Linked DNA regions of Homo sapiens: all the other regions are linked to region 1. Evidence: read pairs that join two places in POLR2A ChIA-PET (ENCODE). Cell type or tissue: Caco-2. All regions are shown on one strand. Links, peaks and the distances in the headings refer to the core of each region. The heading gives the core; the rest is flanking DNA. Region 1 has its middle 62 kb from the start of SCGB1A1. Region 2 holds the start of INTS5 (integrator complex subunit 5). Region 3 holds the start of MTA2 (metastasis associated 1 family member 2).

Region 1 (10,755 bases), core at 3,545-8,544:
TCAGGCTGGTCTCGAACTCCTGACCGCAGGTGATCCACCCACCTCGGCCTCCCAAAGTGCTGGGATTACAGGCGTGAGCCACCATGCCTGGCTGCTACTTTCTGACTGTATGAATTTGACTACTCTAGGTACCTCATATAAGTGGAATGACACAGTATTTGTCCTCTTCTGTCTAGCTTACTTCACTTTCAGGGTTCATCTATGTTATATTTTGTGTTAGAATTTCATTTCATTTCTCTCTCTCTCTTTTTTTTTTTTTTTTTTTGAGACAAAGTCTTGCTTTGTCACCCAGGCTGGAGTGCAGTGGTGCAATCTCGGCTCACTGCAACCTCCGCCTCCCAGGTTCAAGTGATTCCCCTGCCTCAGCCTCCTGAGTAGTTGGGACTACAGGTATATGTCACAATGTCTGGCTAATTTTTTGTTATTTTTTAGCAGAGATGAGGATTTCACTATGTTGGCCAGGCTGGTCTTGAATTCCTGACCTCAGGTGTCACCACCTGCCTTGGCCTCCCAAAATGCTGAGATTACAGGCATGAGCCACCACTCCCGGCCTTCTGTTATTCTTTTTTTTTTTTTTTTTTTTTGAGATGGAGTCTTGCTGTATTGCCCAGGCTGGAGTGCAGTGGTGCAATCTCGGCTCACTGTAACCTCTGCCTCCCAGGTTTGAGCGATTCTCCTGCCTCAGCCTCCTGAGTAGCTGGGACTACAGGCTCCTGCCACCATGCCCAGCTAATTTTTTGTATTTTTAGTAGAGACGGGGTTTCACCGTGTTAGCCAGGATGGTCTCGATCTCCTGACCTTGTGATCCGCCCGCCTCGGACTCCCAAAGTGCTGGGATTATAGGTGTGAGCCACCGCGCCCAGCAAGATTGATCCTTTTTGTTTTGTTTTGTTTTTGACAGGGTCTCACTCTGTGACCCAAGCTGGAGTATACTGTTGGGATTACGTCTCACTGTAGCCTCAAACTCCTGGGCTCAAGCACTCCTCCCACCTCAGCCGCCCCAGTACAGGCATGCATCACCATGCCTGACTAATTTTTAAAATTATTTGTAAATAGGCAGGGTCTCACTATGGTGCCCAGACTGGTCTTGAATTCCTAGGCTCAAACGATCCTCCCGCTTTGGCCTCTCAAAGTGCTGGGGTTACAGATGTGAGCCACTGCTCCCGGCCAATTAATCTTTTTGAAACCTAAGTCAAAGGCCAGGCACGGTGGCTCACGCCTGTAATCCCAGCACTTTGGGAGGCCGAGGCAGGCAGATCACCTGAGGTCAGGAGTTCGAGACCAGCCTGGCCAACATGGAGAAACCCCGTCTCTACTAAAAATACAAAATTAGCCGGGTGTGGTGGCGCGTGCCTGTAATCCCAGCTACCCTGGAGGCTGAGGCAAGAGAATCGCCTGAACCCGGGAGGCGGAGGTTGTGGTGAGCTGAGATCACGCAATTGCACTCCAGCCTGGGCAACAAGAGCGAAACTCTGTCTCAAAAACAAAACAAAACAAAACAGAACAAAACAAAACAAAACCTAAGTCAAGTATTGCCATGCCTCACTCATGACCTTCCGTGGCTCCCCATCTCACTCGGAAGCATGCTTAAGTGCTCGTGGTAGCGTAGAGGCTTCCATACCACCTGGCCCTCACTGCTCTTCAGACCCCATCTTTTCCTCCCTCATGGAGCTCTGGCCACAGGGGCTCCTTGCTGTTCCTTGATCTGGCAGCCAAGCTTCCATCCCAGGGTTTTTGTATTTGCTGTGAACTATGCTTGGAATGTTCTTCCCCTTGACAAAGTCTTCCCCTTATAATGTCACCTCGCAAGAGATCTTCTCTGACACCTTACATAAAGTAGCAAGCCCTCCTTCCCCTGACCTATGGCGTCTCTCTTGTTATTTATTTATTTATTTATTCAGAGACAGGGTCTCACTCTGTCACCCAGGCTGTAGTGTGGTGGCATGATCATAGCTCACTGCAGCCTCCAACTCTTGGGCTCAAGTGATCCTCCTGCCTCAGCCTCCAGAGTAGCTAAGACTACCTACCGGTGTGTGCTACCATGCCCAGCTAATTAAAAAAAAATTTTTTTTGTAGAAATGGGGTTTCACTACGTTTTTCAGACTGGTCTTGAGCTCTTGGTCTCAAGTGATCCTCCTGCCTCAGCCTCCCAAAGCATTGGGATTATGGGTGTGAGCCATTGCACCCAGCCATCCCTTCTTTTGAACACTGCTCTATGCATGCCCTTTCTTTTTTTTTTTTTTTTTTTTGAGATGGAGTCTCGCTCTGTTGCCCAGGCTGGAGTGCAGTGGTGCGATCTCGGCTCACTGCAAGCTCCACCTCCTGGGTTCACACCATTCTCCTGCCTCAGCCTCCGGAGTAGCTGGGACTACAGGCGCCCGCCACCGCGCCTGGCTAATTTTTTGTAGTTTGTTTTTTTTTTTTTTTGAGATGGAGTCTTGCTCTGTCGCCCAGGCTGGAGTGCAGTGGCACAATCTTGGCTCACTGCAAGCTCTGCCTCCCAGGTTCACGCCATTCTCCTGCCTCAGCCTCTGGAGTAGCTGGGACTACAGGTGCCAGCCACCACGCCTGGCTATTTTTTTTGTATTTTTAGTAGAGACAGGGTTTCACCGTGTTAGCCAGGATGGTCTCGATCTCCTGACCTCATGATCCGCCTGCCTCGGCCTCCCAAAGCGCTGGGATTACAGGCGTGAGCCACCGCGCCTGGCTGTAGTTTTTTTTTTAGTAGAGACGGGGTTTCACCGTGTTAGCCAGGATGGTCTCGATCTCCTGACCTCGTGATCCGCCCGCCTCGGCCTCCCAGAGTGCTGGGATTACAGGCGCGAGCCACCGCGCCCGGCCCGCCCTTTCTTGATCTATGTAGAGAGTGTTGTGTAGATCATTTTGGCACAGGACAGAATTTCAGAACTGGATGATTTGTTAGTGATCCTCTGTTTCCACCAGTTCTCTTCAAATTAAAGCTGAAGGAATGGAGGCCAGAAAAGGCTGAGTGGCCCCCGACTCCCGTATCATCCTGAGCTCTGAACTGATTGATTCATGAGCCTGCAGCATTCTTCTGGTAAAGCAGAAGGCCTGCAGCCCACCCTACCCCGATGCTGTTGCCACGTAGCGTCCCTTGGGCCCTGGGCCTTCGGGGTCTTCTGTCACTCGGCTGCTGTTCACTTTCAGGAGGAACAGATGCTGGTGGAGTTTCCCACCTCTGACCAGGTCACTCTCCAGGCAGTGCTTCTTGGTGTGAAACCATGTCGTTCAAATGATTGTCCTTTTGGTGTTCAAATGACCATCCTGTGGACGTTTTTGTGTGTCTTTGTGTTCCTGATAGTTTGCCCTGTCTTTTTCCTCCTAGGCCTCTTAAGGGTTAAATTATACCAGGAGGAAGCAGGGCCAGTTCTCCTGCTTATTCTGCACATTACGAATGAGGAATATTTTACATTCATGAATAAGCTATTGCTTATCGATGCTACGATTACAGATAAAATGTTCCTGTTCCTCTTTGCTACACATGAAATTGCAGTGAGCAGTACAAGATGAATTTGACAGGTGTGGTCTCTACCATGCTAGATGGAGACATTCTGGGGAAAAGAGTATGAGGGAGGGATGGCATGCTCAGGTAACAGTAAGCACTCACCCTCTGAGGTGCTTTCTATGTGTCGGGCATGGCGTAAATGCTTTATGTGATGTCATTTATTTCATCCTCACGGTAGCTCTCGTGAGTAGGTGCAATTATATCCCGATTTGGCAGTGGAGGAATCTGAGGCACAGAAGGATTAGGTAATTTGCCCAAAGTCATTGAGAGAACGGAAGGGCAAAGCCAGTATTTGAACCCAGGGGGGCTCCAGAGTCCTTTCTGTTAAATACTACATTTTTTTTTTTGAGACAGTCTCGCTCTGTCACTTAGGCTGGAGTGCAGTGGCGCGATCTCAGCTCACTGCAACCTTTGCCTCCTGGGCTCAAATGATTCTCCTGCCTCAGCTTCCTGAGTAGCTGGAACTACAGGCACGCACCACCACGCCCGGATAAATTTTGTATTTTTAGTAGAGATGGGGTTTCCCCATGTTGGCCAGGATGGTCTCGAACTCCGGGCCTCAAGTGAGCAGTCCGCCTTGGGCTCCCAAAGTGCTGGGATTACAGATGTGAGCCACTGCACCCGGCCTAAATACATCTTGATGAAGGTTTCATGGAGGAAGAGAGATATGAGCTGGGCCTTGAAGGAGAGCTCCACATGTAGACAACATGAGTGACGGGCCAGGGATGGAGTGAGCATGGCTGACCCAGCAGGGAAGAGAGACTGACCTCACCCGACACAGGGCATGCATTGGGGAATGGTGGGGGAGATGGGGCAAGAGGGCGGAGATGGATCGTAAAAGGTCTTAACATCAAGGCAGAGGGTTGAAGAACTCAGACTTTAAAGAGTATTGAAGGGCCAGGCGCGGTGGTTCACGCCTGTAATCCCAGCACTTTGGGAGGCCGAGGTGGGTCGATCACGAGGTCAGGAGATCGAGACCACGGTGAAACCCCGTCTCTACTAAAAATACAAAAAATTAGCCAGGCATGGTGGTGGGCACTTGTAGTCCCAGCTACTCAAGAGGCTGAGGCAGGAGAATGGCATAAACCCGGGAGGCGGAGCTTGCAGTGAGCCAAGATCGTGTCACTGCACTCCAGCCTAGGAGAAAGAGCGAGACTCAGTCTCTAAATAAATAAATAAATAAATAAATAAAAAATAAAGAGTATTGAAGGGTGACTTGCTAGAAGCTGAGGTCTAGGGAGGTTTTTGGGTAGCAATGGTAGGTTTGAGGGTGGGAGGTGTGGAGGCAGGGACGAGACCCTGAGGGTCCAGACAAAGATGGTGCAAGGGAAATGGAAGAAAGGGGAAGCCCAAGGCCAGGTACAGTGGCTCACTCCTGTAGTCCCAGCACTCTGGGAGGCCGAGGTGGGTGGATTACCTGAGATCAGGAGTTCAGGACCAGCCTGGCCAAAATGGTGAAACTCTGTCTCTACTAAAAAATACAAAAATTAGCTGGGTGCAGTGGTGGGCACCTGTAATCCCAGCTACTCGGGAGGTTGAGACAGGAGAACTGCTTGAACTCGGGAGGCAGAGGTTGCAGTGAGCCGTGACTGCGCCACTGCACTCCAGTCTGGGCAACAAGTGCGAAACTCTGTCTCAAAAAAACAAAAAAAAAACCAAAAAAAAAAAAACCAAAAAAAGAAAAGAGAAGCCCATAGCACCTTCCTTCTCATCCAAGTCATCTCCTGGAGAGGGATCAGCCCAGGAGCTACAGGAGCGCCTCGGGTTTCATCGGTTACTCACAGGAGGCAGCCTCTGGGCTTTTGGGGGAAGGTCGAGGACATTATTTACTGAGGTCTGTTTTCCTGTGGATGGCTGTTCCTGCCTAGGCAACGAGCATTTCTTCACGCTGCGCATTCCAACTTGGTCAGACCAGAAGGCAGCAAATCCAGGTTTTTTTTTTTTTTTTTTTTTTTTAACTGCACGCAGAATTCCTTGCATAGCAGAGAGCTCAGGAAGGAAGGCCCTGTTTGGGGACAGAGGTCAGGGTTTCAGAGTCCAGGACCACTGAGAAAGAGTCAGGCCTTTCTTTTTTTTCTTTTCTTTTCTTTTCTTTTTTTGAGATAGAGTCTTGCTCTGTCACCCAGGCTGGAGTGCAATGGCGCAATCTCGGCTCACTGCAACCTCCACCTCCCGGGTTCAAGCGATTCTCCTGCTTCAACCTCCCACGTAGCTGGGATTACAGGCACCCGCCACCGTGCCCGGCTAATTTTTGTATTTTTTAGTAGAGACGGGGTTTCACCATCTTGGCCAGGCGGATCTTGAACTCCCGACCTTGTGATCCACCCACCTCGGCCTCCCAAAGTGCTGGGATTACAGGCGTGAGTCACTGTGCCTGGCAAAGTCAGGCCTTTCTCTGTTAATCTCAGGTTTGCCTGATTAGCCTCTGAATGGATGTACCTGGAGTGAACTCTGTCACAAGCAGAAATTTAATTTAACCCTTGAGATTTATTTCCTCCCACCCCTAAAGTATCAACTGCTAAAGGGATTTAGAAAGGATCCGAGGCAAGATTGGCAGGGCTGAGGGTTCTGTGGCTGTCACTGTCCAGGACAGCTGGCCACTGGGTCCAGCCTGCTCCCAGCAGTGGGCACAGGCAGGGGAGCAGGGCCCTGACCTTCCTGGCAGGTGGCAGGGTCCGGGTGAGGCTTCCCAAGCTCTGCCTGCTACCCTCCTGCTTGAAATCAGGGGTGAGGGGTGTGAGGCCCTCCTATAAATCCGGCAGAACCCAGCCAGAAGGAGCACTGGGACCTCATCTCCCTCCCCTCTGGATTCCAGCTCCCCGGAATGGGCCAAGTTTGCCTTAACTTTTTATTGAAGTGAAAAACAGTCAAGATATGAATATTCCCTAAAGCCACTTTGGAATACTTTCAAGAATAGTTTCACAGTTAAACAGGCAAAAGGACAAGATTGCATGCAGGAATGGATCACCCACTTGGAGAGCCGGTTCTGGAAAGAGAGCTTTGATTTCATGCCTTATCTGTTTCGTGCGTCGTGGAAGAAGGGAATGGAAGGCATTTGGTTGGGGAGATGGAGACCTGCTGCTTGTATGGGGTATTCCCCTCTGCATGGTGACAGGTTCTTAGGGAAACATCTTAATAGAAGGCTTATGAGCAGTCTGGCAAACTTCCCACCCTCCTTGTACCCAAGACAAAAATGTTGGCCTGACAAAAATATTCAGGTAATTTTCTAGTATTTTTAGCACTTCGCAGACCCCAAACTACCCAAGTAATGGCTCTCTTAAAAAAAAAAAAGGGGCTGGGCAGGGTAGCTCACGCCCGTAATCCCAGTACTTTGGGAGGCTGAGGTAGACGGATCACCTGAGGTCAGGAGTTCGAGATCAGCCTGACCAACGTGGAGAAACCCTGTCTCCATTAAAAATACAAAATTAGCCAGACGTGGTGGTGCATGCCTGTAATCCCAGCTACTCGGGAGGCCGAGGCAGGAAAATCACTTGAACCTGGGAGGCAGAGGTTGCAGTGAGCCGAGATCGTGCCATTGTACCCCAACCTGGGTAACAAGAGGGAAACTCCGTATCAAAAAAAAAAAAAAAAAGAAAAAAGAAAAAAAAAGAAAAGAAAGCAAAGCTCTTAGAAAAGTTGTCCTACTATCTTATTACAATAAGTGCTGAAGTAGACAGACTCTGTCATCTTAACTGTGTCAACATTAATGAAAAGAAATTAGCCGAGCGCAGTGGCATGTGTCTGTAGTTCCAGCTACTCAGGAGGCTGAGGCAGGAGAATCACTTGAATCCAGGAGGCGGAGGTTGTAGTGAGCTGAGATTGCGCCACTGTACTCCAGCCTGGGAGACAGAGCAAGACTCTGTTTTAGAAACAAACAAACAAACAAAAAAAATTAGTGAAACAGTGTCATCAAAGGCCTAGGAGGGATTTTTTTAATGGTGTATTAATGGTGTACATTTTCCTCTTTTGCTCTTTTCTTTTCTCTCTCTTTTTTTTTTTTTTTTTTTTTGAGGCAGGGTCTCATTCTGTCACCCAGGCTGGAGTGCAGTGGTATGATCACGGCTCACTGCAGGAGGATCGATCTCCTGGGTTCAAGCGATCCTCGCACCTCAGTCTCCTGAGTAGCTAGGACCACAGGCGTGTGCCACCATGCCCAGCTAATTTTTGTCGTTGTTGTTGTAGAGATGAGGTCTTGCCGTGTTGCCTAGGTTGGTCAGGAACTCCTGGGCTCAAGCAATCTCCATCTCCAAGCCCCAACCTTGGCCTCCCAAACTGCTGGGATTGCAGGAGTGAGCCACCGGCACCCGGCACCCTGTCCTGTTTTCTAGGCATTGCTAGGGGCAATAATTTGGGAGAAGTAAAGGACAAGAACAAAATCAAAGAAGAGGCATTCTTGTATCATTGCTCTCCTGAATTTGTTGGGGAGCCCTGGGGTGAGCCCTGTCAGGGGCTGGAGGGTCCAGTCTTAGTGTGAAAAGACCTCAGGGGCTCAGCCCCAGCTCCTGCTTAGCCCCTGGGCCCTAGCTGAGAAGAAGAGCGAATGTGTGTGCTGACCAGACCTGACCAGATCTGCTGGGTGAGGCTGCGGGTGGTGGTGAGAGGCCATTCTAAGAAACCACCTGGAATAGTGGGGGAGGAGATGGGAGGCCAGGGGCTCTGCTCTTAAGATAGCACTGAGTCCTGCGGAGAGGAATTCCTGGGAGGATTTTGAGTCCACCTGACTTCCCTTTGCTCTTGGTGTACAGGTCCCGGGCTTCACCACCCTGGCCTTCTTTCGCTTCCTCAAATGTTCCAGAGGCCTCTGTACCTATACACATGTTACTCCTTGGCCAGGAAGGCCCCCCATCCCCTAAGCCAATTATCTTCCAGGTTTCTGCACAACCATCACCACCTCTGGAAAGCCTTGGCCCAGGGCTTGACTGGGATCCCCCTGCTTTTTATAACTTTTTTTTTTTTTTGAGATGGAGTTTCACTCTTTTGCCTAGGCTGGAGTGCAGTGGCGCGGTCTCAGCTCACTGCAACCTCCGCCTCCCGGGTTCAAGTGATTCTCCTGCCTCAGCCTCCCTAGTAGCTGGGACTACAGGCGCCGGCCACCATGCCTGGCTAATTTTTGTTATTTTTAGTACAGAGGGGTTTCACCATGTTGGCCAGGCTGGTCTCGAACTCCTGACCTGTGATCTGCCCGCCTTGGCCTCCCAAAGTGCTGGGATTACAGGCGTGAGCCACGGCACTTGCCCTATAACTTTTATTTTAGGTTCGGGGGTGCATGTGAATGTTTGCTACATAGGTACACTCATGACACGGGGCTTGTTGTACAGGTTATTTCATCACCCAGGAATTAAGTTCAGTACCCAATAGTTATCTTTTCTGCTTCTCTCTCTCCTCCTCCCACCCTCCACCCTCAAGTATTGGTGCAAAAATAATTGCGGCTTCAGACCATGTATTTGAAATCATTATAACTAGGCTCAAACACATCTTTATTAACCAAAATAGGAAGCGTTACAATCAACACATTTTTGCTAATGAGAAATAAGTTTTTTCATTCCTGTAGCATATAAATCCATGCTTCGGGATTCGACGAACTCTTAGAAAGCATTTTCTGCATCCTGCTGGTTGTGGAAGCGTTTTCCCTGCAAAAAGTTGTCGAGATGCCTGAAGAAGTGGTAGTCAGTTGGCGAGAGGTCAAGTGAATATGGCAGAGGAGGCAAAACTTCGTAGTACAATTCGTTCAACTTTTGAAGTGTTGTGTGACATGCGGTCGGGCATTGTCATGGAGAAGAATTGGGTGATTTCTGCAACCAATGCCGGCTGCAGGCATTGCAGTTTTTGGTGCATCTCATCAATTTGCTGAGCATATATCTTAAATGTAATGGTTTTGCCAGGATTCAGAAAGCTGTAGTGGATCAGACTGGCAGCAGACCACCAGTGACCATGACCTTCTTTTGGTACAAGCTTGGCTTTGGGAAGTGCTTTGGAGCTTCTTTCTCTTGGTCCAACCACCGGTCATCGACAGTTGTCGTTTAAAATCCACTTTTTGTCTCACGTCACAATCTGATCGAGAAATGGTTCATTGTTGTTGCGTAGAATAAGAGAAGACATTTCAAAATGATGTTTTTTTTTGTTTGTTTTGTTTTAATTTTTGCTCAGCTCATGAGGCACCCACTTATAAAGCTTTTTCACCTTTCCAATTTGCTTCAAATGCTGAACGACCGTCCAATGTCCATGTTGAGTTCTTCGGGAACTTCTCGTGTAGGTTTAAGAGGGTCTTTGATTATTTCTCTCAATTGGTCATTGTCAACTTCTAATGGCTGGCGCCACGACGCTCCTCATCTTCAAGGCTCTTGTCTCCTTTGCAAAACTTTTTTTTGAGACGGAGTCTTGCTCTGTCGCCCAGGCAGGGTGGAGAGCAGTGGTGCAATCTCGGCTCATTACAACCTCTGCCTGCCAGGTTCAAGTGATTCTCCTGCCTCAGCCTAGCAAGTAGCTGGAATTATAGCCATGCGCCACCATGCCCAGCTAATTTTTGTATTTTTAGTAGAGATGGGAGTTTCGCCATGTTGGCCAGGCTGATCTCGAACTCCTGACCTCAGGTGATCCGGCTGCCTCAGCCGTCCGGCCAGAACTTGTACCACCACTGCACTGTATGCTCATTAGCGGTTCCTGGGCCGAATGCATTGATGTTGCCAGTTGTCTCTGCTGCTTTACAACCCATTTTGAACTTGAATAAGAAAATAGCTTGAATTTGCTTTGGTCTAACATAATTTCCATAGTCTAAAATAAACATAAAATAAACAGCAAGTAATAAGTCATTAGCAAAAAAACTTAAGGCGAGAAATGCGCCTTCAAGTGATATATAGCCGGGGGCGGTGGCTCACACCTGTAATCCCAGCACTTTGGGAGACTGAGGCGGGCGGATCACCTGAGGTCAGGAGCTCGAGACGAGCCTGGCCAACATGGTGAAACCTCGTCTCTACTAAAAATACAAAAATTAGCTGGGTGTGATGGCGGGCGCCTGTAATCCCAGCTACTTGGGAGGCTGGGGCAGGAGAATCACCTGAGACCAGAAGGCAGAGGTTTCGGTGAGCTGAGATCGCGCCACTGCACTCTGGCCTGGGTGACAGAGTGAGACTCTGTCTAAAAAAAAAAAAAAAAAAAAAGTATAACATAACCACATTTATTTAAGAATATATTCCAATATCAAACGCAAATTTCAACAATGCAAAAGTGCA
Region 2 (6,316 bases), core at 1,317-6,316, 170 kb before region 1:
TGTCCAACTCCAAAATGAACACCCTTAGATTATGCAATCTCTAAGGTCAAGAAATACATTCTAGTCTCACAGCTGGAAGAATTCATCTGGTTCAAAAGCTTCCTTTCACAGATCTGAGGCCCTGAGAAGGGAAGTGTTGGGTCCAAGTTTGAGGCAGAGCTAGGGGTAGAAATTGCCTCAGATTTACCATCCTAGAATGATGCTTGGTAATAGGTGGTAGAAACACTGTAAATGATTGAACTTCTAAAATGTAAGAACAGACGGGGCACTGTGGCTTATGCCTATAATTCTAGCACTTTGGGAGGCTGAGGTGGGAGGATTGCTTGAGGCCAGGATTTCAAGACCAGACTGGGGAACATCTCGAATTTAAAAAATTTAAGTAAATAAAATTTAAGAACAAACACAAAATCATGCATGAGGGCTGGGCGCAGTGGCTCAGGCCTGTAATCCCAGCACTTTGGGAGGCCCAGGCAGGTGGATTATCTGAGGTCAGGAGTTCAGGACCAGCCTAGCCAACATGGTGAAACCCCGTCTCTACTAAAAAATATAAAAATTAGCCAGGTGTGGTGGCGGGCGCTAGGAATCCCATCTACTCAGGAGGCTGAGACAGGAGAATCGCCTGAACCTAGGAGGTGGAGGTGGCAGTGAGCCGAGATTATGGTGTTGCACTCCGGCCTGGGTGACAGAGCGAGACTCTGTCTCAAAAACAACAACAACAACAACAAAACCTGCTATATCCTCATCACCTATAACAGTGTCTGCCTGGCATGTAGTAGGTTCTGTTTTTTTGTTTGTTTTGTTTAAGACGGAGTCTTGCTCTGTTGCCCAGGCTGGAGGGCAGTGGTGCAGTCTCAGCTCACTGTAACCTCCACCTCCCGGGTTCAGGCGATTCTCCTGCCTCAGCCTCCTGAGTAGCTGGGATCACAGGTGTTCACCACCACGCTGGCTAATTTTTTTTTTTTTTTTTGAGACTGAGTCTCGCTCTGTTGCCCAGGCTGGAGTGCAGTGGTGCAATCTTGGCTCATCACAACCTCCACCTCCCGGTTTCAAGGGATTCTCCTGCCTCAGCCTCCAGAGTAGCTGGGACTATAGGTGGGCGCCACAATGCCCAGCTAATTTTTTGTATTTTTAGTAGAGACAGAGTTTCACTATGTTGGCCAGCTTGTCTCGAACTCCTGACCTTGTGATCCCCCTGCCTCGCCCTCCCAAAGTTCTAGGATTATAGGCATGATCCATCACGCCCAGCCCGAGGATATAGCTTTTAACAAAATAGGCCAAGTCTCTATTGTCAAGCAGCTTATTTTCTGTTTCATTCAATAAACATAATAAAAATAGCTAATGCTTATCTAGTGCTTACCATTGCTGGCACCAAGTGCTATACAATGACCATACTACCTCATTTCAATTTTCGTAACAACCCTTTGAGGTATTTGTACTATTAATATTACCTCCTCATTTCCAGAAGAAGGAACAGTTATGGAGTGGTTAAGTAAAGTATACAACTAGTAGGTAGAAGAGCTGGAACCTGATCTAGGTACACTGGCTTGAGTGAGGGCTCTTGATGAGGTGTACTGGCTCCCTTTACAGTTAGCAAGCTCTATCTCTGGCAGGTGTGGGGCTGTGAGTTAGACGAAGGTCCCTATGCTGGGAAGCTGTGGGAGAGAGAGAAGCTTAAATAATGAAGACGGATGGAAGGATGTTATTCATACTTGCTACTGGGAGGACATCTTCAGGCTAGCTAGCCCAATTTGTTTTGGGCTCCCTCTCCCTCCTTCTCTTTCTTAGTTTTTCTTTTTCTTTTATGAGTTTTCTCTTCTTTCCATCTCTTTTCTGCTTTCTCTCTTCCCTTTTCTCTCTCTCTCGTAAAAGTATTTTTGTAGGAGGGGTGCAGTGGCTAACACCTGTAATCCCAGCACTTTGGGAGGCTGAGGCGGGCGGATCACCTGAGGTCAGGAGTTTGAGACCAGCCTGGCCAACATGTCTCCAATTAGCTGGGCGTGGTGGCACATGCTTGTAGTCCCAGCTACTTGGGAGGCTGAGGCAGGAGAATTGCTTGAACCTGGGAGGTGGAGGTTGCAGAGACGAGACTGCACTCCAGCCTGGGCGACAGAATGAGATTTTAAAAAAAGCCTGGGTGCGGTGGCTCTTGCCTGTAATCCCAGCATTTTGGGAGGCTGAGGTGGATGGATCACTTGAGGTCAGGAGTTTGAGACCAGATTGGCGGACAGGGGAAAACGTTGTCTCTATAAAAATAAAAAAATTAGCCAGATTTGGTAGTGGATGCCTATAGTCCCAGCTACTCGGGAGGCTGAGGCAGGAGAATCTCCTGAACCTGGAAAGTGGAGGTTGCAGTGAGCTCAGATCTCACCACTGCACTCCAGCCTGGGTGAGGGAGTGAGACTCTGTCTCAAAAGGAAAACGAAACAAAACAAAACAAAAACAAAGAGAGACTGGCCGGGTGTGCGTGGCTTACTCCTGTAATCCCAGTGCTTTGGGAAGCTGAGGTGGGTGAATCACTTGAGGACAGGAGTTTGAGATCAGACTGGGCAACATAGCGAGACACTCGCCCCACCCACATGCAAATCCCTAACTCTGAAAATATTTAAAAAGTAGCCAAGTGTGATGGCGCACGCCTGTAATCTCAGCTACCTAGAACGCTGAGGTGGGAGGATGTCTTGAGCCCAGGAGGTCGGGGCTGCCGAGAGGGGTGATCCTATCACTGCACGGTCACAAAATAAACAACAATAACAACAACAACACCAACAAAAAAACCTTCCTATGCTTCATTTTTTTAAAGTCCTGAGTTGAGGCCGGGCGCGGTGGCTCACGCCTGTAATCCCAGCACTTTGGGAGGCCGAGGCGGGTGGATCATGAGGTCAGGAGATCGAGACCATCCTGGCTAACAAGGTGAAACCCCGTCTCTACTAAAAATACAAAAAATTAGCCGGGCGCGGTGGCGGGCGCCTGTAGTCCCAGCTACTCGGGAGGCTGAGGCAGGAGAATGGCGTGAACCCGGGAAGCGGAGCTTGCAGTGAGCCGAGATTGCGCCACTGCAGTCCGCAGTCCGGCCTGGGCGACAGAGCGAGACTCCGTCTCAAAAAAAAAAAAAAAAAAAAAAAGTCCTGAGTTGAACATTTTGTATTTTTGGCGTTAGGAAAAATGATTAAAATACCCCTGTGAGTGTTTTAGTTTCTCTCTCTCTCTCTCTCTCTCTCTCTCTCTCTCTCTCTCTCTCTCTCTCTCTCTCTCTCTCTCTCTCTCTCTCTCTGTGTGTGTGTGTCTATCGGGACTCTTGCTCTGTCGCCCAGGCTGGAGTGCAGTGGCGCGATCTCGGCTCACTGCAATCTCTGCCTCCCGGGATCAAGCGATTCTCCTGCCTCAGCCTCCCGAGTAATCGGGATTACAGGCATAAGCCACCACGCCTGGCTAATTTTTGTATTTGCAGTAGAGACGGCAGGCTAGTCTTGAACTCCTGACCTCAGGTGATCCGCCCTCTCGGGCTCTCAAAGTGCTGGGTTTACAGGCGTGAGCCACCGCGCCCGGCCTAGTCTGTATGTCAATAGGCTTTTGAATAAAGTGGTTGCATATAGGGCGAATCGGCTTCCTGCTATCATCGTCCCGGGATTATGCTCTGGGACTCCGACAGGGTGCGGAACTAATGTAAGAGGGTCGAGGACATCGCCGGATTAATTTTCCTGCGAGGCCTGGTAGCTGGTTCCTTTCGCGTTTCCTGTCAGCGCGCATGCGCCGCCTGCGCTCCGCCGCTCGCGCCTCGGGCTCGGCTCGGGCTCCGGGATGTCCGCGCTGTGCGACCCTCCCGGGGCCCCAGGGCCACCTGGGCCTGCCCCGGCCACCCACGGTCCCGCGCCTCTCAGGTAGTTAGAGCCCTTGGCACCTTCCCCCCATCGCGCGGCCCCGCGCCGATCCCTAGCCTTCTCGGTAGAAACCCGGATCCTACCTCGAGAACTCACGTCAGGGTTCTCAGATTCTTGGTCAGGTCCTCCCAGAACTCAGGGACTGCTTCACCAAAACTCAGGGCTCCAGTGCCCGCCCTCCCGACCTCGGGCCTGCCTCTCGCTAGACTCCAATGCCTAACTACCCTCGACCCCGGGCTTCCTCTCCCAAGAGTCGGGGGTATCTGAACTCTTGGGAACCCAGCTGCCCTGGCCATTTTTGACCCTAGGAAACCCAGTGTCCTGACTTCATAGAGACTCCCTGAGAACCCAGGCCCAGAAACAGAATGCAGTCCGGCTGAGATATTCCCTTATATTAGGGTGTTTTTTGGAGGAAACAGAGGAATGGCACTGTTAGAGCCTTATCAGCACCTAGAGGATGCTGTCTTCTTTGACAGAAAAGGCGATAAGAGAAAGGGGATTTGCCACCTCCCATAACATTGGCTTCTGAACCTCTGAGACTGAACCCATATATGTTTTAGGAGGGAAAGGGTTGAAAAGCATTATTACTCTGTGCCCTGGGACACCCTGATGTCCAAGCACATTGAGGGTGCTGAGTAGGTGGTGGTGGTTGATGTGGTGGTAGGTGACTAAGATTTTGCAGAATATGGGAAGAAACAGATGTTAGGAGGGAGAGCCCTTAATAAGGTGCTTACAATTTTTTTTTTTTCCCATTAAGAGATTTCAAGGTGCTTGTGTTGTGGGATGGGGCGGGGCGGGGGTGGTGGTAGAAGGTGATAAAGTGGAAAGGTGTGTTTTTTTTTGTTTTTGTTTTTTGAGATGGTCGCCCTGACTCCCAGGCTGGAGTGCAGTGGCGTGATCTCGGCTTACTGCAACCTCCGCCTCCTGGGTTCAAGCGATTCTCATGCCTCAGCCTCCTGAGTAGCTGGGATTACACCATGCCTGGCTATTTTTTTTTTTTTTTTGTATTTTTAATAGAGATGAGGTTTCACCCTGTTGGCCAGGCTGGTTTCGATCTTCTGACCTCAAGTGATCCACCCTCCTTGGCCTCCCAGAGTGCTAGGATTACAGACGTGAGGCACCTCAGCCAGCCTGGAAATGTTTTTAAAGCAGATATTATAGAAACACAAATATAGTCAACTCAACAGATATTTATTGACTACCTTCCATATACTGTGTACTTCAATAGAAGTGGATACAGTGTTGAAGAGCACAGAAATGGTTCCTACACTCATGGCGCATATAGTCTGATTGCTTAACCTTGATTTCGTTCTTTTTTTTGACGGCGCACACAGTCTGGGGTGCAGTGGTGTGATTTTGGCTCACTGCAGCCCTGCTTCCAGGGCTCAAGTGATCCTTCTGCCTCAACCTCCCCAGTAGGTGGGACCGCAGGCACATGCGACCATGCCTGGCTAATTATTATTATTATTATTTTTGTAGAGATGGGGTTTCACTATGTTCCTCAGACTGGTCTTGAACTCTTGCGCTCAAGCGATCCACCAGCCTTGGCCTCCCAAAGTGCTGGGATTATAGGCGTGAGCCACTGAAGCCAGCCTTGATTTGTCTGTAAAATGGGATCATAATAGTACCTAACTTATTGAACTGTTGTCAGGATTGAAATAATACACGCAAAGTACTTAAAAGAGTACCTGATATATTCTAAGAGTTATCTGTTGCTGATATTATTACTGTTGTCATTGAAAGAAACATAGCTTTTGGCCGGGCACGTGGCTCACGCCTGTAATCCCAGCACTTTGGGAGGACGAGGCGGGAGGATCACAAGGTCAGGAGATCGAGACCATCCTGGCTAACACGGTGAAACCCCGTCTCTACTAAAAATAAAAAAAAAAATATTAGCCGGGCGTGGTGGCGGGCGCCTGTAGTCCCAGCTACTCAGGAGGCTGAGGCAGGAGAATGGCGTGAACCTGGGAGGTGGAGCTTGCAGTGAGTGGAGATGGCACCACTGCACTCCAGCCTGGGCGGCAGAGCGAGACTCCCTCTCGGGGCGGGGGGAGAAAGAAACATAGCTTTTATTGAGTGATTAGTGTGAATCTGGTATGGAACCTAAGTGCTTTTTTTTCCCTCAGGCCATCCTTCTGCAGAACTTAAGTGCTTTATAAACATTCTCAACCAGGCATGGTGCCTCACACCTGTAATGCCAGCACTTTGGGAGGCTAAGGTGGGCAAACTGCTTGAGGCCATGAAACCAGCCTGTGGAACATAGCCAGACCTCATTTCTATAAAAAGGTTAAAAAGTTAGCTGGGTGTCGTGGCATGTGCTTGAAGTTGCAGCTACTCAGGAGGCTGAGATGGGAGGATGCTTTGAGTCTGGGAGTTCGAGACTGCAGTGAGCTGTGATCTTGGCACTGCACTCCAGCCTGGGTGACAGAGAGAGACCCTGT
Region 3 (10,755 bases), core at 2,371-7,370, 120 kb before region 1:
GCTGGTCACAAACTCCTGGCCTCAGGTGACCCGCCCGCCTTGGCCTCCCAAAGTGCTGGGATTACAGGCATGAGCCACTGCACCTGGCCTGCCCTGCGACTTTTAATCTTTGCCCTTCCCTTTGACCTCTACTGTCTGCTCTCCCCTCCCACTAGAAATACAAGAAACCCAAGTTTATCCCTTGCTTTGTGTTCCTTCCGGATGGAGACATTCTCACTGGAGACTCAGAGGGGAACATTCTCACCTGGGGGCGGAGCCCTTCAGATTCCAAGACCCCAGGCAGGGGTGGCGCCAAAGGTATGTGGCTGGGAGGGGCATCTGGGAAGTGTAGTACTCCAGAGGTTCTGTGGGAACAGAGGAGAGGGTTTCCCATTCCCATCTTTTTTTTTTTTTTTTTTGAGATGAGGTCTTACTCTGTTGCCCAGGCTGGATTGCAGTGGCGCGATCTTGGTTCACTGCAACCTCTGCCTTCCAGGTTCAAGTGATCCTCCTTCCTCAGTCTCCCAAGTAGCTGGAAGTACAGGCACACGCCACCACGCCCAGCTAATTTTTGTATTTTTAGTAGAGATGGGGTTTTGCCATGTTGGCCAGGCTGGTCTCGAATTCCTGACCTCAGGTGATCCGCCCGCCTTGGCCTCCCAAAGTGCTGGGATTACAGGCGTGAGCCACGGCGCCCAGCCAGGTTTCCCACCTTTTTACCTTGAGAGTTGATAGTTCTCTTGGGGGCTAGTCTAGAAGCGTGTGGGCAGCACAGCAAAGGAGAAACGGCTGGAGCTTTGTGTTTGCCAGATCTCAGGTTCAGATTCCAGTTTTGCTATTAGTTGCCTTGCCTTTAGGAAGTTACCTCATTTCTGTGAGTCTCAGTTGTCCTGTTTGTAAAATGGGGAGAATAACAGATGTGTTGGCAGTATGAGGATGAGACATAGTAGTCAGTGCATGCAATGGCTGGGAGTTCTTACTGTATTGCGACAGCCAAGCTGGCCCTGTTTCTCACTCCCCTGCACCCCCAAAACATGATCTACCTGGGGCTTTGCCAACAGAGACCTATGGGATTGTGGCCCAGGCTCACGCTCATGAAGGTTCTATCTTCGCCTTGTGTCTCCGGAGGGACGGGACAGTGCTGAGTGGTGGCGGGCGGGACCGCCGGCTGGTACAGTGGGGGCCCGGGTTGGTGGCCCTCCAGGAGGCTGAGGTGAGGGCTGGGCTGGGGTCAAGGGAGTGAGGGAGAAGAGCAATAGTCAGTGGGCTCTTGACATTCTGCTACCACTCTGCAGATTCCCGAGCACTTCGGGGCCGTGCGAGCCATTGCTGAAGGGCTTGGCTCTGAGCTGCTGGTGGGAACCACGAAGAATGCATTGCTGAGGGGAGACCTGGCCCAGGGCTTCTCCCCTGTAATCCAGGTTGGGGGTTAAGGGCTCAGGGGAGGAAGGGACAAAGGGGTGTGAGAGAGGGGCAGGAGTGACAGTCATGCTGTGCTGCAGGGCCACACTGATGAGCTCTGGGGGCTCTGCACACACCCCTCCCAGAACCGCTTCCTCACCTGCGGCCACGACCGGCAGCTCTGCCTGTGGGATGGGGAGAGCCATGCACTGGCCTGGAGCATCGACCTCAAGGTAGAGCCCTGTGCCCCTGGATCCCCCATGCCACACCCACCAGGACACCTGTGGCCACCACGCCTTCCCCAGCACCTTGCCTTCTGCCTCCCAGAGGTGGCCAGTTTGTACTGGTATGGCTGCACTGGCTACTCAAATATTAATTTTTCTGTACTGACTGGTAAAAGCTGATGCTTCTAGTACCACCTGGGCACTCCCTGCCGCCCCCAGAACCCCTCAGACTTCCTCTTGATCCAGCACCTAAATGGTTAATCTCCAGCACAGCTATTGGCATCAGTTCTGTGGTTAAATATTTTGGTATCACTCCCTGTTCAGGCTCCAGTGATACCCGGGTATCCCTTCCCTCTCTTCCCATCTTCTCCTTGGGAGTAAGTGGCTTTGAAGTTAGGAGGACAAGGGGTTCACTCTGGTTCCCTCACTAGAAAGACATCATCTTGAATTCACCTTCTCCCCTCTCCCAGGAGACTGGTCTCTGTGCTGACTTCCACCCGAGTGGGGCAGTTGTGGCCGTAGGACTGAACACGGGGAGGTGAGAGAGAGCCAGGACTCCCAGGAGGGAAAGCAGGGAGGACTGGGAAGGGTTCCTGGTACTGGGGGAGTGGGCGAGAGTGACCACCTCTACCCAGGAGCCACCTGCGCCTTGGCACTCCTCTGTGCCTCTCCCTGCAGCCCCTGCCACCCGGGCTCCCCTCCTCTTCTGTGGTAACTGTTTCTCCCCCTCCCCCAACCCAGTGTCTCCTCCAAGCCTGGGAGTGGAGGAGGCAGCAGCCCAGGATAGAGAAACAGTGGGAATGGGAGGGGCATAGACAAACACAGGGAAGTGACAGGCTTCCAGCTTGCACAGTGCCTTTGTAGTCGGCCCCTGGTCTGTAGTTTCAGATTACTTTTTCAGACGACATCAGAAGCCCCTCAGCCTTTATCCACACTTAGCTCCTTCCCATTTCTCAGCATAAGAATGCAGTGGTGGCCAGGTGCGGTGGCTCACGCCTGTAATCCTAGCGCTTTGGGAGCTGAGGCGGGTGGATCACTTGAGGTCAGGAGTTCAAGACCAGCCTGGCCAACATGGTGAAACCTCGTCTCCACTAAAAATACAAAAATTAGACGGGCATGGTGGTACGCACCTGTAATTCTAGCTACTCAGGAGGCTGAGGCATGAGAATCACTTGAACCCAGGAGGTGGAGGTTGCGTTGAGATCTTGCCACTGCACTCCAGCCTGGGTGACAGAGTGAGACTCTGTCTCAAAACAACAACAACAACAACAACAAACTAAAAAAGAAGAATGCAGTTGTGACCTGTCTTCTACATCAGAGCCTTTCTGTGTGTGTCTCTGAGCTTCTCTTATTTGCCATCCCCAAGCCTACCCAGGGTGGCCTCCCTGGGGGTCTCCTTACATCCTGCCTTTTCGTCTTCCTATCTGCCTCCACTTCCCTCCCTTCCAGGTGGTTGGTTTTGGACACAGAGACCAGAGAGATCGTGTCTGATGTCATTGATGGCAATGAGCAGCTCTCAGTGGTCCGGTACAGCCCAGGTGGGAGCCACCCCAACCCTGGACTCACATGCGTCCCTGGCCCTTCCCTCTCTGAGTGACTGTATTTGCAGATGGGTTGTACCTGGCCATTGGTTCCCATGACAACGTGATCTACATCTATAGTGTTTCCAGTGATGGTGCCAAATCCAGCCGCTTTGGCCGCTGTATGGTGAGGAAGTTGGGGTGTGTGGTGGGGCATGATAACAGCTGCGAAACTCAGGGGTCTGATGCATCAAGGGGGCTCTGGGGATGGGAAATGGATGGGATACTTTAAAACTCTTGACCTTTGCTCCCAGGGTCACTCCAGCTTCATCACTCATCTTGACTGGTCCAAGGATGGGAATTTCATCATGTCCAATTCTGGGGACTATGAGATTCTTTACTGTGAGTGGCAGTGGAGCAGGACATGGGGAGAGGGTAATTGGAGTGGGTTTTGTGTAGGGGGGGCTGTTAGAGGTGTTGTTAGATAAGGAAGTGGAGATGGGGTTAAAGTGGAGTTGGAATTATATGTAGGAGAAATTTCGTGATTTGGAAACAACTAGTTTCACACCATGTCTTGTTGACTTGAGGGAGTTCAAAAATGCGCTAAGAAAAGATTGTTTGGGAAAAGTTTCTCAGGGCAAGTGTGGAGCACTTGACTTATCTAGGGAGGAGGAACTCGTGGAAGCTGTTAGAACTTCAGCCAGAGCTCAGGACAGGACGCACACAGGGTGGGTTTCACAGGGGGAGGAGGTGATGCTACTACGGTGACCAGATCACATGCCATCGCCGGGTTTCATGCCAGTCTTTCCAGTCTGGCTTTCCCTGGCATCTTCCCTACTGAGGGCAGGGTGAGAGCTGAGCTGGGCGGGCTCCCTCTCCCCAGGGGACGTGGCTGGAGGCTGCAAGCAGCTGAAGAATCGCTATGAGAGCCGAGACCGGGAATGGGCTACCTACACCTGTGTGCTGGGCTTTCACGTCTACGGTGAGCAGGGGCGTGGAAACCTGCTGGAAGGGTGGGGGACAAGGTGGAGCCCAGTTTGGGCTTGGAACGCTGGGCGTGTGTCGTTGGGTGAGAGTCCAGAAACCTGAAGATCCAGCCCAGGAGGCCCCTCGGGACCGGGAAGGCTTGCCTGGAACGCGGCAGTGGGTGGCCGCGGCTGCCGGAGCGCCTGAAATGGTGTAGCTCTGGGCCGTGGGTGGCGGTGGGTAGGAGGTCGGGCTGAGGCCGGCCGCTGTGCTAGGCGTCTGGCCGGACGGCTCCGATGGGACCGACATCAACTCCCTGTGCCGCTCCCACAACGAGCGCGTGGTGGCGGTGGCCGACGACTTCTGCAAAGTGCATCTCTTCCAGTACCCGTGCGCTCGTGCCAAGGTGAGGCCGCGGGGATCGCCGGGGTGGGACCGGTGGGCCCGAGGGCTCAGCCGCCACCGCAACTCTTCCCTCCGGCCCAGGCGCCGAGCCGCATGTACGGGGGCCACGGCAGCCACGTGACCAGCGTCCGATTCACGCACGACGACTCGCACCTCGTCTCGCTGGGCGGCAAGGACGCCAGCATCTTCCAGTGGCGAGTGCTGGGCGCTGGGGGCGCGGGGCCGGCGCCCGCCACGCCCTCTCGAACCCCCTCCCTGTCCCCCGCCTCCTCCCTCGACGTTTGATCGCTGCCTGGCGGGACCGACTGGCCCGGCGGCGTGGCCCCGCCCCGCCCTGCCCTTCCCTGGCCCAATCCCCCACGACTAGGGGCCGACTCTTTCCTGGACTGACTTCGAGACATTCCCGATCGCGCATTTTCCTGGAGGGCGCGAACGGCGCCCCTGCACACACTGTTTAGACCCGCTGGCTGAGCCGGGCAGCCCCAGCCTAGGCCTTGACTCCCGCTGCCTGCTGAGGGGCAATAAACCAGAACCAAAGTCGCCTCCCGGTGCTTTTGTGGGGCGCTGCCGGGCGCCTCCGGGGCTCTGTGGGGTGGGGACGAAGGAAAAGAGGCGTGCGGAAAGGGTAAGGGAGCGTAGACCATTTATGCAAATGACAGGCAAAGCCGCTTGCAAATAACCTGGCGAAGCGCTAAGGCGCGCGAGTCTTTGGGGCGCGAGGAGGAGCTGCAGGGCTCCAGCGAGGACAGAGTTAAGCCCGACTCCTCTCCCGCCCTCGGAAAAGGGGGTGGGGCCGAGCTGCGACGGAAATAGCCGAGCGGTTGCCCGACAGGAGCCGAACTTCTTCCGGAAGTAGCCGATCTGCGGGGTCTCGCTCTCCGACCTGAGCCGAGCAGTGGGCCTTGTTCTCCGGATCGGCCGAAGGTGTTCCGGAAGGAGGCGAACCCTGAGGCGGGCCCGGCAAGCCTTCCCTGCGGCCGGCAGAGCCCAACGACTAGTGGGACTCCGCGGGGGCGGGGGTAGCTGGAGCCTGGCTCTGGCCTGGCAGGAGCCGAGCTCGTTCCGGAAGAAGCCGAGCGGACGGGGGCCAGCCTCAGCGTCCCGGGAGTGAGGCGATAGCTGCGGCGGCGACAGCGCGGGCCGGGATGAACCGCGACGGCTGAGGCAGCGGAGGTGCCGGCTGCGCGGGCCCCAGTGAGACTCCCTCGAAGCGGCAGCCCACCGTTCGGGGCTTTGCCTCGAGCCGAGCCCTGCCCCCGCGAGCCTCCCGGACCCCTTTGTGCGGCCGGAGGCGGCGGCGGGAACGGCCATGGCGGCCAACATGTACCGGGTGGGAGGTGAGTACCGGGCGCAGGGATACGGGGCCCGGGGCGGGAGAGGTTGGGGTAGGGACCTGAGGGGCTCGGCACCGGGTGGCGCGAGGCGCAGCGTATGGGGCAGCGTGGACCGGAGCGCGGACCGGAACCGGAACCGGGAGACGAGGAGAGAGGGTGCGGGGAACCGCGACGCGGCAGGGCTCCGAGACTCCCAGAGAGAAGCTGCGGGCAGCCCCGACGGCACTTTCGGGGCTGCGTCAGGGGCTCCCCGGGGCACGGAGTGGCCTTCGGAACCGGTTCCGAAGGAGCTGACAGGGTAGGGAGGGAACGCGAGGGGCTGGGGCGACGGCTTTGCCACCGCGGGGGAGCCGCCCGGAGGTTTCCTCTTCCCAGGCGTTATTGTGCGCCTCGATTCGAAAAGGTAGGGGCCCTGCGCTAGAGCGGACAATTACTTCGCCGCGACTGGGGTGCAACTCATCGCTGAGTTGTGGGGACTGCAGGGGAACCCCTGCTTCTTGCCTGTTCCTTAAGGCTCTCTTTTGAGTAAAGGATCTAATTTTAGAACTAGGTGCGGTGGGGATGGGGGACATCCTTATTTTCTCTTAGTCTGTCCACTTTCACATCTCAGCGCCCTTTCTACCTGAATCCTTATCTCCTTTTGATCCACTCAGGCCAACTTTCTCTCCTACCCTGGTGCTCTGCGTCTCCCATCTCCTCTGATCTTCGTGGTTCTCCCCCCTCCCTTCCCTTACAGATTACGTCTATTTTGAGAACTCTTCCAGCAATCCTTACCTGGTTAGACGGATTGAGGAGCTCAACAAGGTGAGTGGAGCAGAATCCCTCTCCCTCCCTCCCGCAGTGGTCTCTTCTGAGGTTTCTAACTTCTGGTGGAAGAGAGGATCCTATACTAAGTACCCATTCATATTCGTTCATTCATTCATTGGATGTATTCAGGAAAGGCTATTGAGAGGTTAGCAGGAACTTTACTATTCTGTCTCTTGGGGGCAAAGGAAAGGGATTTGGAAGTCTATCCTTGAATGTAAGTCTTTACTCATATTTTCTTGGGCTTTTTAATTTAGGTCCCTCTGAAACTTACTGTTATTTGTCTCTTTGTGCATTTCTGTTCCCAGATGATCAATTTCCACTGCTACGTTGTTTTGTTTTTGTTTTTTTCCTCCCCTTAGACTGCAAATGGAAATGTGGAGGCAAAGGTTGTCTGTCTTTTCCGGCGCAGGGACATTTCTAGTAGCCTCAACAGCCTGGCTGATAGTAATGCCAGTGAGTATCTTCCTCCCTTTCTTTTTCTCCTACCCATGATCTGAGGCCTGGGCATGTCCCTGCAGGTATTTCCCCTGGTAGCATGCCCAAGGCAGAGGTGTGAGTTTGGGGGTGGGAAATGCCTGGCCTGAGGAGGGAGGCCTGTTTTTACATGTTGGGGTTGGAAGCAGGGTGGAGAGATTGTGATAAGGAAAGCGATAATATGGTTTGTATATGAGAGTAAGAGAGAGATGATAACATTTAGAGTATGAGGACGAGCTTTAGAGAAACAATGGTTTTCTAAAGGGGGGCAGTTTGGGGTACATTGAGACAGTAGGTGATGACTGAAGGTCAACGTGAAGAGGAAGACATTGTACTGAGAAGCCTGCGTAACAGAGAAGCAGGCTTATTTTGTAATCACAAGGTGATGAGAGTACCTGGAAGTTAGAAGATGGCTGGAAGTTTTCTTGCGCTTTTTAATTTCTCACCTCGCCCATTTCCCCGCCCGCCCCCCTCCATTTTACATCTTTCCCTTTTCATTTTGCCCTATCTTCATTCTCTTTAAGGTCTCATCTTCTTTTTTTAAAAAACATATTTTCCTTAGCTTCTTTTTCCTTTCCTGCTTTGGTTTTCTTTTTCCTTCCTTTTGTTCCACCTTTCTAAATTATTTTCCTTTTTCAGACTGCTCTGGGTGAGAAGGGGTTAAAGAGGAGCCCAGCTTACCAAGTTCCTTGGCCCTTTAGGGTTTCCAGCCCCATCTGGCAGGGGCTGACCTTGGCCTTGTCCAATCAGAAGGGGTGTTGGGGGTGTGGTCCCCCTTGCCTCAGCACAGGGTTTCCGGAGCACACAAGCGAGGGGTGGAGCCTACTGCACAACCCCCCCCTTCTCCCTGAGGTTGGGAACAATACACCAATGAGCCTGGGGCTGAGGTTCTTCTGCTCCCTCCCACTTTGGTTGGCGCCTAGCCAGGTTAACCCCTTCCGCTAGGTTTCAGGGCAAGCTGCAGCTCCTTGGGGAGGAAGGTGTTGGCACTGGCTTGAGAGGTGTTGTCCTTGGAAACCCCAGGAACTATTATTAGCCAAGTAGAAAATGAGGGATAGTTAGGGCTGCATGTGATGTTTTAGAGCAAAGAGTCTCCTGAAATTGAAAAGAACTGGTAAACACAGTCTTGTGTGATATTTTTTCATCTTGAGTTCCTGGACCTCAGGCTGGTTTAGCAAGCAAGAGACAAGTGTGATGTTCTTGCTGGCCCGTTGTGGACTTTGGTGTCTGAGTACTGGCAGCTGGGTAGCGATGTATTTCTAGAGCATTCTTCGTACTCTCAGCAGTTCTTCTCTAAAAGCATTACTGATAGAGTTGGGAGCATCTATGATGGGGCATAGAGCTAAGAAGGAAAGCTGGTGGGATAAGGGTATAGAAGGCAGACGCCTGGGAAATGTGAGAAAAAAACAGCCAAGATAGGAAATATTTTCCCTGAGTTAGAGTTTCCAGGGTGGTGTTTTGCTGGATCCATTTCTGACTTGGTTTCTTCCTCTTTAATCTCCCAGGGGAGTTTGAAGAGGAATCAAAGCAGCCAGGGGTGTCTGAGCAGCAGCGCCATCAACTGAAGCACCGGGAACTTTTTCTTTCTCGGCAATTTGAATCATTACCAGCCACCCACATACGGTACAGGACAACTGGGGCCAGCATAGCCTGCGTGCACTTACGTAGAAGATGGAGAGAAGGAGGTGGTATTGAGAGATGCTGTGGGGAGGGAGAGTGGGGCTCACCGGGGTTTTCCAATCTCTCTCCTATAGGGGGAAATGCAGTGTGACCCTCTTGAATGAGACAGATATCTTGAGCCAGTACCTGGAAAAGGAGGTGAGAAAGAGATGTTGAGAGAAGAGCGAGGGGAATGGGTATTGCCCGCAAAAGAGAGGGGGAAAGGAGCACAATGATGAGGTACAGGGTTGCCAGACTGCCGGTCATGGAAACTCAGATACACCTCCCTCCCCGCCGCCTATGTGGATTGCTGCCTTGCTTACCTTGTCTCTCCCCAATTCCAGGACTGCTTTTTTTACTCACTGGTGTTTGACCCCGTGCAGAAGACACTTCTCGCTGATCAGGGCGAGATTAGAGTTGGTTGCAAATACCAAGCTGAGATCCCAGATCGCCTAGTAGAGGGTAAGCAACAGGACAAGACTGTACGGCTACCAGGTTGTCTAATTCCAAGGGGCACTTTAACATTATAGTCTCTGTGAATGGCGTCACCTGGGGTTGTGCAGTGCACTGTCTGCAGGGCTCTCTGCCATGACCCTGACAGAATGGGCCTGTAGGAACCTGAAAAGGGAAAATGGGAACAGTTGGGAAGAGAAGTCGGAGAGTTGATAGAATCCAAGCAGAAGAAGAGAAGGAGGAGGTGCTATTGTGAATGAAAAGACACCAACTGTTCCCCCCTGCCCTCTCCCTGTTGATGCCATTGTTCTTTTCCCCAGGAGAATCTGATAATCGGAACCAGCAGAAGATGGAGATGAAGGTCTGGGACCCAGACAACCCTCTCACAGACCGGCAGATCGACCAGTTTCTTGTGGTGGCCCGGTGAGGGGTGGGTGGATAGGGAAGATGGGCTGGGGGAGGTGTGGACATTGTTCTGAGTCCCATGGTTCTTAGAGATGGACTTTATTTCTTTCATTGCCATGGATGTTTTCCTTCTTTCTCCTTTGGCTTAATTTCCCAGCCCACTTGGGCTTTTGACTTTTCTTTCGCTTTTGACTTCTCAATTTCTCCCTTAGAGCTGTGGGAACCTTTGCAAGAGCCCTAGATTGTAGCAGCTCCATTCGGCAGCCAAGCTTGCACATGAGTGCAGCTGCTGCCTCCCGAGATATCACTCTGGTGAGCAGAAGTTGGTGGGTAGTTGGGCAGGCTGGGTTTTCTGGGGACTTGCAGAGCCTGGGAACAGAAGAGGAGGGTATCTCTGAGGGAGTGGGAGTGTTTTTTTTTTGTTTGTTTTGTTTTGTTTTGAGAGGAGTCTTGCTCTGTCGCCCAGGCTGGAGTGCAGTGGCGCAATCTCAGCTCACTGCAAGCTCCGCCTCCCGGGTTCACACCACTCTCCTGCCTCAGCCTCCCGAATAGCTGGGACTACAGGCACCCGCCACCACGCCTGGCTAATTTTTTGTATTTTTAGTAGAGACGGGGTTTCACCGTTTTAGCCAGGATGATCTCGATCTCCTGACCTCGTGATCTGCCCGCCTCCGCTTCCCAAAGTGCTGGGATTATGGGTGTGAGCCACCGCGCCCGGCCGGGAGTGGGAGTGTTTTAAGGAGCAGGAAGGGAGTGGTGCCAAAAGTTTCAGGTCCTCAGTTGCTCTCCATCTTCCCCATAGTTTCACGCCATGGATACCTTGCAAAGGAACGGCTACGACCTGGCTAAGGCCATGTCGACCCTGGTACCCCAGGGAGGCCCGGTGCTGTGTCGGGATGAGATGGAGGAATGGTCAGCCTCAGAGGCCATGCTATTTGAGGAGGCCCTAGAGAAGTATGGGAAGGACTTCAATGATATTCGCCAGGATTTTGTAAGTGGATGGCACTAGGAGGAGAAGTGGGAGAGATGACAGGTGAGGGAACCAGGACCTGGGGCCAGATGCCAGCTCATTCTTCCTCCCTCTGCCCCCCTTAGCTACCCTGGAAGTCACTTGCCAGCATAGTCCAG

The links. Peaks named below come from ENCODE experiments on the same cell type or tissue, not always from the same donor. Only the 100,000 strongest peaks of a DNase experiment are listed, where the experiment ranks them.
Region 2: POLR2A ChIA-PET joins it to region 1 with 13 read pairs; 6 of 35 experiments call an interaction of 5 or more read pairs at or near these places.
Region 3: POLR2A ChIA-PET joins it to region 1 with 14 read pairs; 7 of 35 experiments call an interaction of 5 or more read pairs at or near these places.

What each region holds. Positions count from the first base shown.
Region 1 is chr11:62,475,531-62,486,285 of GRCh38, reverse strand. It overlaps a transcript of AHNAK not described here. Among named protein-coding and RNA genes, the nearest start is that of SCGB1A1, 62 kb to the right of the region's middle. In Caco-2, for the core only: no CTCF peak of the experiment used is centred there; DNase peaks (open chromatin) are centred at 5,495, 5,855 and 8,175.
Region 2 is chr11:62,650,729-62,657,044 of GRCh38, reverse strand. It overlaps INTS5 (integrator complex subunit 5), which reads left to right and starts at 3,743. Exons shown (of 2, transcript NM_030628.2): 1 at 3,743-3,875. The coding sequence starts at 3,796. RefSeq lists silencers at 3,421-3,510, 3,801-4,000 and an enhancer at 3,573-4,332. In Caco-2, for the core only: no CTCF peak of the experiment used is centred there; a DNase peak (open chromatin) is centred at 3,634; H3K4me3 peaks cover 1,613 bases.
Region 3 is chr11:62,596,500-62,607,254 of GRCh38, reverse strand. It overlaps MTA2 (metastasis associated 1 family member 2), which reads left to right and starts at 5,390. Exons shown (of 18, transcript NM_004739.4): 1 at 5,390-5,832; 2 at 6,566-6,633; 3 at 6,996-7,089; 4 at 8,616-8,733; 5 at 8,865-8,928; 6 at 9,114-9,231; 7 at 9,543-9,645; 8 at 9,840-9,939; 9 at 10,430-10,618; 10 at 10,723-10,755. The coding sequence starts at 5,805. EML3 (EMAP like 3) reads left to right here. Exons shown (of 22, transcript NM_153265.3): 12 at 156-297; 13 at 1,041-1,192; 14 at 1,275-1,400; 15 at 1,482-1,613; 16 at 2,075-2,142; 17 at 3,054-3,142; 18 at 3,214-3,311; 19 at 3,439-3,526; 20 at 4,008-4,106; 21 at 4,366-4,496; 22 at 4,577-5,037. The coding sequence ends at 4,780. RefSeq lists enhancers at 3,677-4,386, 4,895-4,944, 6,325-6,374, 5,809-6,519, 8,113-8,252 and silencers at 5,695-5,744, 5,815-5,914, 5,995-6,074. In Caco-2, for the core only: no CTCF peak of the experiment used is centred there; DNase peaks (open chromatin) are centred at 4,154, 4,434, 4,764 and 5,294; H3K4me3 peaks cover 3,411 bases.